Regions from separate parts of the Homo sapiens genome. Here region 1 is linked to region 2. Evidence: read pairs that join two places in POLR2A ChIA-PET (ENCODE). Cell type or tissue: HepG2. All regions are shown on one strand.

Evidence for each region. Peaks named below come from ENCODE experiments on the same cell type or tissue, not always from the same donor. Only the 100,000 strongest peaks of a DNase experiment are listed, where the experiment ranks them.
Region 1: POLR2A ChIA-PET joins it to region 2 with 7 read pairs; 2 of 35 experiments call an interaction of 5 or more read pairs at or near these places.

Annotation. Positions count from the first base shown.
Region 1 is chr7:29,482,428-29,484,927 of GRCh38, reverse strand. The region is part of intron 7 of CHN2 (chimerin 2); the gene reads right to left. Among named protein-coding and RNA genes, the nearest start is that of PRR15-DT, 80 kb to the left of the region's middle. In HepG2, no CTCF peak of the experiment used is centred here; a DNase peak (open chromatin) is centred at 1,517.
Region 2 is chr7:28,954,711-28,957,210 of GRCh38, reverse strand. It overlaps TRIL (TLR4 interactor with leucine rich repeats), which reads left to right. Exons shown (of 1, transcript NM_014817.4): 1 at 1-2,500. The coding sequence ends at 1,600. Among named protein-coding and RNA genes, the nearest start is that of TRIL, 2.4 kb to the left of the region's middle. In HepG2, CTCF peaks have their summits at 484 (motif pointing left) and 1,000; DNase peaks (open chromatin) are centred at 500, 1,020 and 1,290; H3K4me3 peaks cover 897 bases.

The sequences.
Region 1 (2,500 bases), 530 kb before region 2:
CTGGACCAAGGGGTTGACACTTAGGAGCAATTAGATTACATCTAAAGACCTTTTTTCATGGACATAAAAATCTTTAATGAAACTGTAAACTTTAACATTACTGACAATGCATCCTTTAGGGTGAGGCTAGAGATCCTTCCTATTGAGGGTTCCTGAAAATGTCAATTACAGTTCCTATAACGGGTTGCATCGTATATCCCCCGAAAGGTGTGCTTCACTCCTAACCCTGGGTCACTGTGCATATGACCTTATTTGGAAATAGGGTCTTTGAAGATATAATTAAGACGACATCATACTGGATTAGTATGGGCCCTAAATCCCATGGCTGGCAACCTTATAAGAAGATGACAGATATACAGAGACATACAGAGAAGGCTATATGAAGATGGAGGCAGAGATTGGAGTGGTGTGTCTACAAGACAAAGAACGCCAAGGACTGCCGCAACCACAAGAAGCTAGGAGAGAGCTGCAGGGCAGTTTCTCTTTCAGAGCCTCCAGAAGGACCCAACCCTGCCCATACCTTGATTTCAGACTTCCCAGCCTTCAAAACCACCAGCAAATAAATCTGTGTTGTTTTAAGCCACCAAGTTTGTGGTCATTTGTTATGACAGCTTTAATAGAAAGTACTTTTTAAAAGCTAGGAGAAAAATGTGTGAAATCTAAATCTAAATCATCTAAGTCATCCATTTACTTTTTAAACAAACGAGGGGTATAAACCAGTATTGGCTACAGGATGGAATACATTCAAGGAAATAACCATCAGGCTTTATTTCATTTTCTCTTACATATAATTAATGAGAGAAGAAGAAAGAGATGGTAGAAAAGAGACAAAAGAAAAAAAGCCATGAAGAAGAGAGGGTAGAAAATAAAAGACTGAAAAAGCTAGATACAAAAATACAAGTGAGAGGCACAAAAAGATAATAATAGATGCTAACATCAAATGAATACTTACTGGGTGCCAGAGACCACGATAAGTGACTCGCATGTATTCTTTAAACCTCCCAACACTCCCATTTTATAGATGAGGGAACTGAGGCAGAGAGAGCTGAGCTCTTTGGAAGAACATGGTGTGGCCAGGAGTACTATGCGGGCTAAAGCTACCTCAGCACTGTGCTAAGTGTGGGCAGGAAGCCGAGCAAGCCGACTGCCGGGCCTCTGGGGTTGGCTGGCCTGAAGATTTTCAGAGCTCAGCCATAAGGTATTATTAGGGTGGACCATTCAAAAGAGAGCTGTTCCAGTTACAGCAGAGTGCCTCCTTAAATCAACTAGATAAACAGAGATGCAGTTATAAAATGAGCTAAATAACCGAGTGGTTTTTCTCTTGACAAACAGTTTTCATTTTAGAGAGGAGTCTGTTAATTTCACCATTCCTCCAACAAATACGTCTCAGTGCCTAGTAGGTACAAGTAACCCTAGGAAATCCAGGCTTTAAATAAGCAAAGATTGCATCAGCACACAGTGTTGAAAAGTATACAATTATTGCATGCGATGAGGTGCCAACTGTCCTTTGGTTCCCAAAGCTTTTGTTCTCAGAGCCGAATTTTACTTTGCTTAGACAAGCTTTGTTTGAGAAGCAAAGGCAGTGACTGTGAGCTTTCTGAGAGAATAGAGCGCAAGGTCCCAACTTAGGGAATGTTGGGGGTTTCTATTCATTCCTCTTGACAAAGTTCCTGGGCAGAGCAAAGGAAAGGGCTTTTTACCTGGGGTAATAGTTCTGACTGGGGCAAACAATCTTGTTATGGGGTAAGAAGAGAAACTCTACTGGCAAATTTGAATGTCAGGTAGGAGGCCTCTAGAAAAAAGTGCAGGCCGGGCGCGGTGGCTCACGCCTGTAATCCTAGCACTTTGGGAGGCCGAGACGGGCGGATCACGAGGTCAGGAGATCGAGACCATCTTGGCTAACACGGTGAAACCCCGTTTCTACTAAAAATACAAAAAATTAGCCGGGTGTGTTGGCGGGCGCCTGTAGTCCCAGCTACTTGGGAGGCTGAGGCAGGAGAATGGCATGAACCCGGGAGGCGGAGCTTGCAGTGAGCCGAGATCGCGCCACTGCACTCCAACCTGGGAGACACAGCGAGACTCCGTCTCAAAAAAAAAAAAAAAAAAAAAAAAAAAAAAAAAAAAAAAAAAGAAAAAAGTGCAGACAGCACCTAGCAAAGCCTATTATCTGATGAGCATGAAAATGTGATTATTTGTTCTTTTTATTGACTGCTTACTATATGCTATGCACATAGTAGCCTCAAATATTAACCCGAATTACAAATCAAGAAGGCTTCTGAATAAAGCCCATTAGAAGTTAATGTAAATAAAAAGCTAATGTAAAATTAAGGTCTGAAACACAAATTCCAAGCAGATGGCAGGGACCTAGGATAAGAATTTTCTTCCTTTAGTTCAGTTCAGTGGCTTGTCCCTAAAAACCTGCCACTGTATTTATAGCCTGAGCCTGCTTTTTGAATGTTCTTCCAAAAACCATGTAAAGTTTCCACCTAGAGTTAGTTGC
Region 2 (2,500 bases):
GCGCGAGCTGCGCCTGGAGGGTAATCGGCTGAGCCAGCTGCCAACTGCGCTGCTGGAGCCTCTGCACAGCCTGGAGGCGCTGGACCTGAGCGGCAATGAGCTGTCCGCCCTGCACCCGGCCACCTTCGGCCACCTGGGCCGGCTGCGCGAGCTCAGCCTGCGCAACAACGCGCTCAGCGCCCTATCCGGGGACATCTTCGCCGCCAGCCCAGCCCTTTATCGGCTGGATCTAGACGGCAACGGCTGGACCTGCGACTGCCGGCTGCGAGGCCTGAAGCGCTGGATGGGCGACTGGCACTCGCAGGGCCGGCTCCTCACTGTCTTCGTGCAGTGTCGCCACCCCCCGGCCCTGCGAGGCAAATACCTGGATTACCTGGATGACCAGCAGCTGCAAAATGGATCCTGCGCGGATCCCTCGCCCTCAGCTTCCCTGACCGCTGACCGCAGGCGGCAGCCCCTACCCACGGCCGCAGGGGAGGAGATGACGCCACCTGCAGGTCTCGCGGAGGAGCTGCCGCCGCAGCCGCAGCTCCAGCAGCAGGGGCGATTTCTAGCTGGGGTGGCCTGGGATGGGGCCGCCAGGGAGCTGGTAGGCAACCGCAGCGCCCTAAGGCTGAGTCGGCGGGGCCCGGGCCTCCAGCAGCCCAGCCCCTCCGTCGCTGCCGCCGCGGGCCCGGCTCCACAGTCCCTAGACCTGCACAAGAAGCCCCAGCGGGGCCGTCCGACTCGGGCAGATCCCGCCCTCGCGGAGCCCACCCCAACGGCCTCTCCTGGCTCTGCGCCATCGCCCGCCGGCGACCCCTGGCAGCGCGCGACGAAGCATCGTCTGGGCACGGAGCACCAGGAGCGTGCCGCCCAGTCCGACGGTGGGGCCGGGCTGCCGCCGCTGGTGTCCGACCCATGCGACTTCAACAAGTTCATTCTGTGCAACCTGACGGTGGAGGCGGTGGGCGCAGACAGCGCCTCGGTGCGCTGGGCCGTGCGCGAGCACCGCAGTCCCCGGCCGCTGGGCGGCGCGCGCTTCCGCCTGCTCTTTGACCGCTTTGGCCAGCAGCCCAAGTTCCACCGCTTCGTCTACCTGCCTGAGAGCAGCGACTCGGCCACGCTGCGCGAGCTGCGCGGGGACACCCCCTACCTGGTGTGCGTGGAGGGCGTGCTTGGGGGCCGTGTCTGCCCTGTGGCTCCCCGGGACCACTGCGCGGGGCTGGTCACCCTACCGGAGGCCGGGAGCCGGGGCGGCGTCGACTACCAGCTGCTGACCTTGGCCCTGCTGACGGTCAACGCGCTGCTGGTGCTCCTGGCCTTGGCGGCCTGGGCGTCTCGCTGGCTGCGTAGGAAACTGCGGGCTAGGCGGAAGGGCGGGGCCCCGGTCCACGTTCGGCACATGTACTCCACCCGACGGCCCCTGCGCTCCATGGGCACCGGCGTGTCCGCCGACTTCTCGGGATTCCAGTCGCACCGGCCACGCACCACCGTGTGCGCGCTCAGTGAGGCGGACCTCATCGAATTCCCCTGCGACCGCTTCATGGACAGTGCGGGCGGCGGCGCGGGCGGCAGCCTGAGACGGGAGGACCGTCTCCTGCAGCGATTTGCCGACTAGGTCCAGGGCATATAGAGACCATCTCATTGGCCCTAAGGAGCCGCCTCTCCGTGAGGCCCACCAGCCCACCTCAGGGGAAGTGCCGTTTTGTGCACTTGCCAGAGAGGCCGGTGGGGACAGAGGGCCAATTCGGGCACCATCCCCCAATTCCCAATACTCGAGAAGTAAATGGATGGTACTTGGTGGTCAGAGCCAGAGTAGGGGACAAATGGATGGTGGGATGCTGAGGTCGGAGGCTTCGCTTGGAGGCTTTGACACAGCTATGCGAATGGCTTTTGTAGCACTGCAATGCAGAAGCCAGGCTTTGGGGGTAGAAAGGGGGTGCTTGTGCCCCCAACATGGCCAGAAATATTTGGGTGCATGCTTTTTGTTTGCTCAGTGTCAAACAGAGAAGTTTTGTTTCTATTTAAGGAAGGAACTTATTACCATTACAAAGGAGGCTTGGCCAGGGACTCCACTGGTTTGGTGATCTCTGCCAAGAAGGGGGATGTAAACAGGTGGTAAAGTTTAACATACCCGCCAAGGAACTCGTTTATGTTGGCTGATAGAGCATTCAGGATACCTTAAAGTTTAATAAGAGACGCATTTTTTTTTTTCAAAAATGTGAAAAGCTCTGACATTTAACGAACTGACCAATAGACTCAAGGACTGTTTTAGTTGGACTGGGCCATTTTATTATGTTCCTTTTAATATTAACAGTACAAGAGCGCTTGCTGACTTCGAGGATAACTAAGATTACATACTTTCTCAGGAGAAGGCTGCATGCAAGACTTCTCTGTCAGGGTTGCTCCTGTGGCTTTTTTAATTTTATTTTTTTAAACCTATATATGGAAAAGGAAATTTCAATGCCAGATTTGATAAAAGAATGTGATGTATATGTAGCTGATGACCCACTGGGGA